2 separate regions of the Mus musculus genome follow, and region 1 is linked to region 2. The links are chromatin contacts, found by Hi-C in ENCODE. All regions are on one chromosome and are shown on one strand. Each heading gives the region's core, a stretch centred on a gene start or an enhancer-like site at or near the end of the contact. The rest is flanking DNA. Distances are from core to core; before and after follow the strand shown.

The links. A loop is a pair of places that touch in the nucleus more often than their neighbours do.
Region 1: a map of T-helper 17 cell shows a loop between it and region 2 (5-fold over the local background). The contact joins the promoter of Olfr649 here to the promoter of Olfr243 in region 2. A Hi-C loop is called at or near these places in 4 of 37 maps with a recorded cell type or tissue (T-helper 1 cell, T-helper 17 cell and v-Abl transformed pro-B cells).

What each region holds. Positions count from the first base shown.
Region 1 is chr7:104,185,524-104,191,936 of GRCm38, forward strand. It overlaps Olfr649 (olfactory receptor 649), which reads right to left and starts at 4,682. Exons shown (of 1, transcript NM_147055.1): 1 at 3,744-4,682. The coding sequence starts at 4,682. The coding sequence ends at 3,744.
Region 2 is chr7:103,713,619-103,719,940 of GRCm38, forward strand. It overlaps Olfr243 (olfactory receptor 243), which reads left to right and starts at 2,978. Exons shown (of 1, transcript NM_001025386.1): 1 at 2,978-3,928. The coding sequence starts at 2,978. The coding sequence ends at 3,928.

The DNA of each region.
Region 1 (6,413 bases), core at 3,432-5,931, 470 kb after region 2:
CCAGTCAGAATGTCTAAGATAAAAAATTCAGGTGACAACAGATGCTGGCAAGGATGTGGAGAAAGAGGAACACTCCTCCATTGTTGGTGGAATTGCAAGCTTGTACAACCACTCTGGAAATCAGTCTGGCGGTTCCTCAGAAAATTGAACATAGTACTACCAGAAGACCCAGCAATATCTCTCCTGGACATATACCCAGAAGATGTTCCAACTTGTAATAAGGACACATGCTCCACTATGTTCATAGCAGCCTTATTTATAATAGCCAGAAGCTGGAAAGAGCTCAGATGTCCCTCAACAGAGGAATGGATACAGGAAATGTGGTACATTTACACAATAGAGTACTACTACTACTCAGCTATTAAAAAGAATGAATTTATGAAATTCTTAGGCAAATGGATGGATGTGGAAGATATCATCCTGAGTAAGGTAACCCAATCACAAAGGCACACACATGATATGCACTTACTGATAAGTGGATATTACCCCAAAAAGGTAGGCTACCCAAGATACAATTTGCAAAACACATGAAACTCAAGAAGAAGGAAGAACAAAGGGTGGATACATCGTTCCTTCCTAGAATGGAGAACAAAATACCCATGGAAGGAGTTACAACGACAAAATTTGGAGCTGAGATGGAAGAAAGGACCATCCAGAGACTGCCCCACCCAGGGATCCATCCCATATACAACCACCAAACCCAGACACCATTGCACACACCAGCAAGATTCTGCTGACTGAACCCAGATATAGCTGTCTCTTATGAGGCTATGCCAGTACCTGGCAAATACAGAAGTGGATGCTCACAGTTATCTATTGGATGGAACACAGGGCCCCTAAAGAAGGAGAAAATCCCCAAGGAGCTAAAGGGGTCAGCAACCCTATAGGAGGATCAACAGTATAAACTAACCAGTACCCCACCCCCAGAACTGTGTCTCTAGTTGCATATGTAGCAGAGGGTGGCCTAGGCAGCCATCAATGGTAGGAGAGGACCTTGGTCTTGTGAAGATCATATGCCCCAGTACAGGGGAATGCCAGAGCCAGGAAGTGGGAGTGGGTGGGTTGGGGAGCAGGGCAGGGGTATAGGGGACTTTCGGGATAGCATTTGAAATGTAAATGAAGAAAATATCTAATAAAAAAATAAAATAAAATAAAATAAAATAAAAAGATAGTAAAAACAAGAAGAAGAAGAAGAATTTCTAGGGCTGGAGAGATGGCTTAGCGGGTAAGAGCACTGACTGTTCTTCCAGAGGTCCTGAGTTCAATTCCCAGCAACCACATGGTGGCTTATAACCATCTGTAATGGGATCCTATGCCCTCTTCTGAGTGTCTGAAGACAGCTGCAGTGTACTCATATAAATAAAATAAATAAATCTTAAAACCTCTCTGTTTTTTTAAGATTTATTAGATCCCATTCCTGTGTGTGTGTGTGTGTGTGTGTGTGTGTGCCATTTTGCCAAATAGATAAGAAAAATTCTAGACAGAAGTTTATTCTGATGTCATTATTATTACAGGGAGATCCCAAATTCTCTACCTGGTGAGTGAGGTCTTGAGTTGGAAACCTAGGCGGTATGACAGACAAGCATACAGGTGTAGCCTTTATTCCACATACTTATCACAATACATGTACAAGCAAACCTCAACCCCCCAAAAAATGTCACCTGTCCCTAGAAGCAGATCCCATTACAGATGCTTGTAAGCTTTAAGTGTGGTTGCTGGGAATTGAATTCATAACGTCCTGAAGAACAGTTAGTGCTCTTAACCACCGAGCCATCTCTAAAGTTGATATCAGGAATTATCAACTCTTTGCACTTTAACAGTTGAGGCAGGATCTCGCAGTCAAACACAGAGCTCACAGATATGGCTAGTATCACTAGCCAGCTTTTTCTGGAGATCCCATCTCCATGAAGCTAGAATTACACTTTCACACACATACCCAACATTTGCATTGGTTGTGGGGATCAAAACGCTGGTCGTCACACTTGTGATGTTAGCTGTTGAGCCAACTCCCCAGCACAGTTTTTACTTTAATTTAGTCTCCTTCTGATTAGACACACAATATTGCCAATAACTACATTTTAAAGTGTCTTTTTTCCATATCTAATATTACAGGATAATTATTTAAATGTCAGTCAAACATGGAGATTTTTTTAAAAAATATATTACCAGTCACTTTTCCTTGGGTCATTATTTTGTATGAATAGCAAGGTAGGCTTAAGACTCGGACATTTGTAATTCTTCTCCTTAACTTCTCTATCTCTTCATAAAATAAACAACGCTCTTTCTTATTCTTTTGTCATTACATCCCCAGCCAATATAAACAAGGTCCTGGTATGTCTAAATGGTTTTCACTGGACTAAAATATGCATATGCTTCAATACCCTACTCTATATGTGTAACTCACATCTTCAAAATATGTCACCTGGCATTTGCCTCCAGTTAAATGACATCAAAAAACCTATTATTTTATGCATGAATAGAATTCTTTTAGCAGGATCAAGGAGTGGCACCCTGACAGGCAGTTGGCCCTGTTCTTTCTTTGTCTTGGAGGAGTTCAAATGAAGTAAAATGTCTTAAAATAAAATCTCCAATAAATTCAATTACATGTATTGTATTGAGCAATTTGTTTAATTTGAGACCTTGTTACTATTTTTGATGGCTAGGCACATAAAATGTGTGTGTGTGTGTGTGTGTGTGTGTGTGTGTGTGTGTGTGTATTTCTAATCCTCTCCTAAGAAAAACATTTGCAATACTGATTAATGATTTCATTAAGATTTTCTATGAAATTACTTGATAAACATTGTCTATGCACCTGGTAGTTATCAGGACACATAACTAATGTTGTTTAGAAATAAATAATAACAACCATATTAAAATTCTAGAAACTTTAGCTGGAGAGACGGCTCAGCAGTTAAGGGAACTGACTGCTTTTCCAGAGGTCCTGAGTTCAATTTTCACCAACCACATGGTGGCTCACAACTATCTATAATAGGATCTGATTCCCTCTTCTGATGTGTCTGAAGAGAGCAGCAGTGTACTCACGTGCATTTAAATAAATAAATAAATCTTTAAAAACAAACAAACAAACTCTAGAAACTTGTGACATCATGATGTCTCAGCAAGTAAAGGTCATTGTCCCCAAGGTAGAAAACCTACCTTTGATCCTCAGAACCTACATAGTGGAAATAGAGGACTACCTTCCCTACAAGTTGTCCTCTGGCCTCCACATGAAAACTGTGTCATGCACGTGTCCGTATTGATATACACACACACACACATATACATGTATGCACACACAAATGAACAAATTTAATTTTCTTAATATAGAAATCTATAGGATCAGCAGTAAATTTTCTACCTTACTATGATGCATAAATACAGAATTAAGGTGTGTGTAAAAAAATAACTGATTTGTCACAAATATTTTAAGTGAAAACAGAACAGCAACTTCCATTGTTATCAATGAGTCTTTATTACCTTAGCACAGCCAAAAAGAATTGAAAGATTCTCCTTAAGATAAGTTGTTTATTTTCAGAAGCGAGATAAATACCTTTATCTTCTAAACTCTGAGCTTCTTTTCCTAAAACTAAAATGGTTGAGGAGGCTTCTGCATAAAATAACTAAGAAAGCAAAACCCCAATAGCTCCATGTGTCGTCTCCTGGAGGTCAGTGGTTGCTGGTTCAGCCTTTTACCTACTATACTTTATGAAATGGCCCAAGATCCAAGACTTCAGTCACTGAGATCATTTGGGGAAGAGCAGAAGAATGGCTTTGTCCCGGATCTGCTTGGTCTTCACTCCATAGACAATAGGGTTGAGTGCAGGTGGGATGATTACATACAGGTTGGCAAACATAATATGAAAAGTGCGGGGGACATTTCGCCCAAAGCGATGAGCAAGGATGGAGAAGAAGGCTGGTATATAGAACATGAGGATGACACAGACATGGGAACCGCAGGTGCTCAGGGCCTTCTGGCGTGCATCTCGGGAGGGAAGGCGAAAAACAGCACATAAAATGAGAGTGTAGGAGATGGCTATGAGGATCACATCTATAATCACTGTCATGATGGGGACACAAAACCCATACCAGATGTTGATGGAGATATCTGCACATGCCAGCCGGGCAACACCAATGTGTTCACAGTAGGTATGGGCAATGATGTGTGTCCTGCAGAAGGGTAGGCGATTCACAAGGAAAACACATGGCACAAAAACACAGAAACTTCGGAAAGAGATTCCCACAGCAATTTTGACAATGGTTTTGGGTGTGAGAATAGTGGTATACCTCAAGGGTGAACAGATGGCCACATAGCGGTCAAATGCCATGGCCAATAAGATAGCTGAGTCCAAGACAAAGCTGTAGTGTAAAAAGAATAACTGAGTCAGACATCCAGGAAAACTGATTTCCTGAGGACCAAACCAAAAGATGCTAAGGGTCTTGGGGACACAGGTGGTAGACAATATGAGGTCAGTCATGGCCAACATGGAAAGGAAGAAGAACATGGGGGAATGAAGACTGTGTTCCACTGCAATAAGGTAGAGAAGGATGCTGTTGCCCAGGATGGCCACGAGATAGATAAAGCAGAAAGGGATACTGATCCAGACATGGTACTGCTCAAGTCCAGGGATGCCCGAGAGAGTGAAGGGGCCAGTGTTGTAGCTACTCACGTTGTGCATAACCATTGAGATCTGAAGAATAATTAGTTCTTCTGTCCTAAAATCAAGCGTGTATGGTGAGCATGAGCAATTGTGCACTCACTCTTTCTCCACAAACTCTTTGGGAGCAGTTCTGTTTTCTATATTTGAAAAAGAAAATCCGATTACCATTAAGAGCAATACTCATGGGCAGGAGAGATGGCTCAGTGGTTAAGAGCACTGGCCTCTCTTCCAGGGGACTTATGTTCGATTTCTGACACTTATTTTGTGGATATGGTGGCTCACAGTCACCTGCTAAATCCAGTCCCACATCCTGATCTAAGCAGGCAACAGGCACACACATAATAAATACACATATATACATTCAGGCAAAACACTCACATACAAAGTAAATAAATAAACAAACAAATTCCCCTCCACCCCAAAGAGAGTCATGGTCATGACTTTAACAAAGAGCTATCAGACCCCTGGTGTTAATTCCCACATTTCAATAGAAACCAAATCAAGAGAAATAACTTGTCCAGTTTATAAAATGCTAATCCTATTTAAATGACCATGTTTTCCCTGAGTCTATATAATTCATCACTGCATGGATATGTATAGGGAAAAGTATTCTAACTGCCTTCAGGAATAGGATTACACTAAAGAGAATGTCCCACTATCGGGAACATGAAGTAATTTAACAATTTTGGATGCCTACTTTACTCCAACATGTCTAATGTGTTATCTCATTTAGAAACCCTTCGTTAAAAATGAATTTTGTCTCCAGATGGTGGTGGCGCATTCCGTTGACCCCAGCACTCTGAAGGCGAAGGCAGGCAGATAATCTGTAATTTTGAGGCCAGTCTGGTCTACAGAGTTCCAGGACAGCCAAGGATACACAGTTATACCTTGTTTGGGGGAGGTGGGGGGAAGGATTTGTTTCTTTTTCTTTTGTTTTGTTTTGAGAAACTCAAGTCATCCCTCTGGCCAAGGAGCCAAATCACTAGATTCCATGACCAGTATTCTTTCATGGGGTCACCCTTTACCTGGTGGTACATGCAGATCTTGTGAAATGGCAAGGATTCACAAGAGATTTTAAGATGTAAAAGGAACAGTCCTAAGCGGAACCCAGATCTGTCAAAACACCAACCCACCCCAGTTTCGGTCACTGTCCTCCTTGGAACCTGCAGAAACAAGCTCTCTGAGACAGGACTGCCTGATGCCGCCTCGTGAAGTAGATATGAAGCTGAGCCTCCAATCTACCTTAAGGATGAAGGAGAAAACGCTTAAGAGTTGGAGAAGACTGAGTCTTTGTATTTTCTAAATATAATGCTGGAAGGACCTCTAGTGGGTGAACACAGAATTTTTTTATTCTAAATGCTGAGTTGAAGCAATACCCGCCCCGCCCCCCCAATACTCAGATTTGTTTTGAGAATTTTCAGCATTCGACAATTGAAAAATCTTAGCATGAAACCACTTTTGTAACTTTCCTAAACGTCATCTAAGAAGATTGGGGCCTGGCTTGGATGGTATAGTGCCTGCTTTGCCTATAGAAAGAAGATTTATCACCCTCCCCCCACGTCCTGGTGCCACCACATGCCTGTAATCCCAGCACTAGGGAAGATCAGAAGTTAAATTCATCCCGAGCTAAATAGCAAATTTGAGGCCAGTCTGGGATATATGAGGCCCTCTCTTTAAGAAACAAACAAAACCTACAAGACACATCATAATATTATCCATATTTTGCAGATGTAGAAACTAACCCAGAGAGCAACA
Region 2 (6,322 bases), core at 1,728-4,227:
ACAAATTAGAATGAACTATTTATGTATTAAAAATCTTTTCTATGTAGAACATTAACTGCTACACTACATTCCCCAATCTTTTATGCATCAAAATATCATAATGAACATAGCTTTAAATATGCACATTGGGTAATATAAAAGGATTGTAATTTGGAGAAATGCTATTGTGAAAAAAATTACACTTATTGATTATGTATGCAGTGTAAATGCCTCTATGACATGAGCCAGCCCATTTGGAAAAGCTGATTGATTACACTTACTTGGGACTGCCTAACATCAGACAGTCAATGTCCATGACCACCAGAGATGTTTTCTAGATGTAATTGGCAGTAAGTTTTGCAAAAGCAAATGGGCATAGCTTTATGTCTCTATGATATTTAGACAGCTGCTGTTAAAGTCATTCTCAGCTTTGTAAAGTAAGATTGAGAATTCCTGCATGTATAGGCACTGTGGTAGTAGAAATAGATCAGTTTGCTCCTGGTGTTGATGTATTAAATCTTAGGAGGCATTTAAACACAAAAATTACTTTGTGGATATTTTTTATGTTATCTGTAGACAATTTTGTCCATCAATTGTTGAGACTGAAGTTTATGCTTTAAAACTGATATGGACATTACAGGAGTCACCAGGATTTAACAGAAGAGTACTGGTGGACCACTGTAGTGCTTCATAGATGCAAGAACTGTATAAGTATGAAGACAGGGATTGATTAACATTGGACCTTGTATTAAAGATTAGTTGGTTACTCATTCGTGCCATGAGAATTGCACTATACTCCTTGCTTGGATGCTGAACATGAATCATGTTCTTTAGTAGCCTCTGAAATGCTACAATATCATTAATATGTGAGCCCATACAAAGAGGTTGGAAATTAAACATGTTTGTGTTCCCATGTGAGTCTCTGAACTTCCAAAAGAAACACTAAGGTAATATGTGAAGAGACTATGGGAATTGCACCTGCACATATGAAGTGACTTCTAATTATATTTCAGCTCAGACATTATATAAAGGAAGGAAATATGTCCATAGAACTTGACCTAAATGTGCAGAGTGTTAACAGGAAATGCTGATTTTTTTTTCTAAGACTAGAAGGTATTTTTCCCATCTTTTATTGTAGTCATTTATGGATACAGGTATGTAAGCCACTTTTAGTCATTATATTAGCAGCAAGTGGTAATTAAAAGCACACAATGCTTATACTAAAAGACACTAAGATTTTTAACATTTTTGGTATTGGTCGTTTCCTTTTCCTAATCCTAGCCTCCAGTTATCTCTGCATGTGCACAACTGGCAATAATGTAGATCTGTATTTAAAAAAATATTATTTCAAAACTTAACCAATTGAAATGAAAGTACGCTACAATTAACTTGGAGGTTTCTAAAAGATTATAATCATTAAATATTCCCTCAATAAGAAAACAGATAAATACTAACTTTTTAATAATTTAACTTATAATTAAAGACAAAGAGAATTCAAAGAGTAGATGTTTAATCTGGGAGTTAAATAAGAAACAAATATGTTAGGAAAACTACAAAAGAAGTGCAAGACAGCAATAATACATCTTTTACTCTGGATATAATGTAGAATTAAAAAACAGATTCTCCAAATACTAAAAGAATGTAAGAGTGATTATAGTAATGACATCTGTAATATTAAGATTATTTTTGTATAGTAGTTTTATTTAAGTGGTTAAATCTTAATTACAAAATTCTTCTTTCATCTTTAGTAAATTCAGATATCATTTCTACAAAAAAATTTTACCCAACGTGGTCTTATTCTAGAATTTAAAGACAATTTACTTCATCATATTGAGACAAAATATATAATGTTGCAGGCTAAAAATAACAATCATATTAATAGAAAGCATATATTATTGAGAATAGACATATATAACACACACATTTTGTATATATTTAAACATGTTAAAGCAGAAGGTGATCAAGGTGGAGAAAAGAGGACTTTTAGAGAGAGGAGAAAGAGAAGACTATCTATGTCATGAAATACTAAGATATAGTAAACTTCTTCATAATTCATTATTTATTCAGTGCTTACTGATACTACTGTATCAGTAAAGAGTGAAAATACATTTCATTGCCCTTTTTCTCACATCTTTGTTAAATGGAGAATTGCTTCTTGAAAAAGATGTAACAACAAATGCTTATATGCATATATATATATCACATGCAACCAAATCTCATTTTCAATTAAATACTTTCATAAGTATACAGACTTGTCTTCTTTCTGGAATATACATAATAAGCTTTTATTTGGAGAGTGTGTGTCTCTTGTGTATGTTTATTGTGTATGTTTGTGATGAGATAGACATGGAAAGAGATAAATATGAGGGAGATGAGTTGAGCCCGAGGACCCCAATAGAGGAGTCACAGAAAGGATTAAAGGAGTTAAAGGGATTTGCAGCCCAATAAGAACAACAATATCATCAACCAGACACCCCAGAGCTCCCAGGGACTAAACCACCAATAAAAGAGTACACATGGAGTGACCAATGGCTCCAGCCACATATGTAGCAGAAAATAGCCTTGTCTGTGATCAATGGGAGGCCCTTGGTCCTTTGAAGGCTCAATGCCCCAGTATAGGGGAAATGCCAGAGTGGTGAAGTGGGAATGGGTGGGTGGGCACCCTAATAAAAGCAGGGGCAAGGGGATAGTCTAGGGGGGTTGTGGAAAAAAAACAAGGAAAGAGGATAACATTTGAAATGTAAATAAATGAAATATCCACTAATAAAAAAAACTGAACTCTGAAATAAAACAATCACACCTAGAGAAGATATGTAGAGATTCTTGGATCTACATAAAACAGTCTTGTCAGTAAAATTCTGTATCTGAAAAATGCCATGTGAAATCCCATTCAGTCTCTGATTGTGTCAATCTAGGTGAGAGCATAACACAGAAGGAATATTCTCAGCACCAGCTGCCAGTCTAATTGAGAAGCCATATGTCTACAGGCTGAGGCAGCATGCCCCATCTCAACAGCACCATCTTCAGGCCTTCAGTGCTGACTCTGACTGGGATTCCTGGCTTGGAGTCTGTGCAGTTCTGGATTGGGATTCCTTTCTGTATCATGTACATCATTGCACTTTTGGGGAATTCTCTACTCCTAGTTGTCATCAAAGTTGAGCGAAGCCTCCATGAACCCATGTACCTCTTCCTAGCAATGCTTGGAGCAACAGACATTGCCATCAGTACTTGCATCTTACCAAAAATGTTAGGAATATTCTGGTTTCACCTTCCAACCATATACTTTGATGTCTGCCTCTTACAGATGTGGCTGATTCACACATTCCAATGTATTGAGTCAGGCATCTTGTTTGCCATGGCAATGGACCGTTATGTGGCAATCTGTGATCCTCTAAGACATGCATCCATCTTTACCCAGCGACTCCTCACTCAAATAGGAGTAGGAGTCACACTCAGAGCAGCCCTGTTTGTAGCTCCATGTCTCATTCTCATCAAATGCAGGTTGAAATTCTACTGGACCACTGTTGTTTCCCATTCATACTGTGAGCACATGGCCATTGTGAAGCTGGCAGCAGAAGATGTTCATGTCAACAAGATCTATGGTCTGTTTGTGGCCTTCAGTATTCTTGGACTAGACATAATTTTCATCACACTTTCCTACATTAGAATATTTATAACGGTCTTCAAGCTCCCTCAAAAGGAAGCAAGACTCAAAGCCTTTAATACATGTATTGCCCATATTTGTGTCTTCTTGGAGTTTTACCTTCTGGCCTTCTTCTCCTTCTTTACACATAGGTTTGGCTACCATGTTCCATCTTACATTCACATTCTCCTGTCCAACCTTTACCTACTTGTCCCACCTTTGCTCAATCCTATTGTTTATGGTGTGAAGACCAAACAGATTCGAGATCAAGTGTCCAAAATTTTGTATTGTAATTATTCTTATTGATGTTTCATTTATTTACTTTTGTTTCAAATAGCAAATCTCACTCAACACTCTTATTTTGCTTACAGACTCTCTCTCTCTCTCTCTCTCTCTCTCTCTCTCTCTCTCTCTCTCTCTCTGTCTCGGTCTCTTTGTGTGTGTGTTTGAGAGAGAGGGAGAGAGAAAGAGAGAGAAAGAGAAAAAAGAGATAGAAAGTGAAAAAGGAAGAGGAGAAGAAGGAGAAAGAAAGAGAAAGAGGAAGAAGAAGAAGAAGAAGAAGAAGAAGAAGAAGAAGAAGAAGAAGAAGAAGAAGAAGAAGAAGAAGAAGAAGAAGAAGAAGAAGAAGAAGAAGAAGAAAAGGAAGAGAAAGAGAGAGAGAGAGAGAGAGTGTTTGCAGGTGCATATGAAAGCCAGATATATTCCATTTTGTTACCTTGGCTTTTGTTGTCTTTGTTTTGTGTTGTTGTTGTTGTTGTTGTTGTTGTTGTTGTTGTTGTTGTTTGTGAGTGGCCTCTTATGACGTGGTGCTCACACTTTTATTGTTCTGGCATGGAAGTATTCTTTTACCTTTCCAACCAATGAGCTAAAACATGTGCCATCAGACTCAGCTTTTTACATAGATTCCAAGGAATTGAATTCAAGTTTGAACAGCAAGAGCTTAACAACTGAGCTGTCTTGACAACCCAAACCTTTGCTCCTGATGAATGTTTAATCTATTTCTCTTTGAAGAGGTACTAAGTCTTAGTTTTAATTTCTTCTCATACATGATAACATTTTCAGCTTCTTAATTAGTTCTCTACCTGCTATAGATGAAATTAAAACAATTCTAAACAGATTTAGTCTTAATTTACTATAAAAGACAGTTATATTTCTGTATAAATTAAAGTTTTATTAATGAACACTTTTCAAAAAGTAACGCTACATATTAAATATTTGAAATTCTATTTAAAAGTATAAAGTAGCATTGATACCACTATGTGTGAACTTCATCTGAATGTACTTATATTATAAATAAAGGTAGTCATTTGTTTTATAATTTGTAATCACATTCAGCATCACTATAGAGATGATTAAATATAACTATTTGTATCCTTGTGAATTGAGAACTAATTTGACAATGAAAATTTAAGTGTATGTTAATATTTAATTGTCGTTTCTTCTATTCAAGATCATATGTGGTAATCTTAAGACAAATTTTTATAACAAATTATTAATATAAAATTATACATTAAACTGATAGTTCACAGATAAATAAGAGATCCTCAAAGTCAGATATGTTTTATGTTCATGTTTATGATTTCTTCATTGTTTTACATTTTTATAGATCTAATATCTGGAACAATTACCACACTTGCATAAATGAGTAGAACATTTGTGTGTTTGCTAGATGATTTTTTTTCCTTAGAGTGAGATTTGCTGTAAATATCTATGATAGAATAATGGATATTGGATACAATCAAAATACCTGGCTTATTAGTAAAAGACATGAGGACATGAGTAAACAGATCAAAGATGATAATCTAATTAAACAGCCAATGATGTATTTATAAAAAGATAAAGGGGGTGTATGTTTTATGGAGGTGTGGTGAGGTATGGTGGAAGGAGATGCCTTAGCCGGCTATCTCTTCCCCCTGAGGGGCCAGTCACCTGACAAGTTAGTATAGAATAGAGTTTTTTCAGTGCATGGGGAGGGGAGTCAAGATGGTAGTAGTGGCAGAGAAAGGCACAAAGAGAGAGAGAGAGAGAGAGACAGACAGACAGACAGACAGACAGACAGACAGACAGACAGACACACAGACACACAGACACACAGACACACAGACACACAGACACACAGACACACAGACACACAGACAGAGAGAGGAGATAAGAACTAGAGGGAGTAGAAGCTGGCCATGAACCCATAGAGAGATGGGAGAAGGGAATGGGGAGAGATGGGAAACAGGAAGCAGAGAAAGAGCAAGAGAGGAACAAGAGAGCAAGAGTAGGCAAGCAGTCCCTTTTACACTGAGTTAGGCATACCTGGCTGTTGCCAGGTAACTGTGGAGTGGAGTTTACCTGTCTGTAGCAAGGTAATTGTGGGGTGAAGCTTAGATAGAATGCTAACAGTCAACTAGTAGCAAGTTCAGGCACATGGGGTATTTAATATGTGAATTAGAGAAGCCCTCATTCTGTGCTTCCTTGTTATAATATGTTTATGGTATGTATTTGATATTCTTTTGTAACGCTTATGTTCAAAGTAATTGATACAAAATATCTGATTCCAGATACCTCCATACAAAATGTACACTTTCCATGTTATAGAAGATAATGAGTTTAAACTATTCTTTTAATTTATTTCATTTTAATTTTTATAAATTTATTTATTTTATGTGAGTGTTTTGCATGCATGCATGTTTGTGCACCTTACTAGTATCT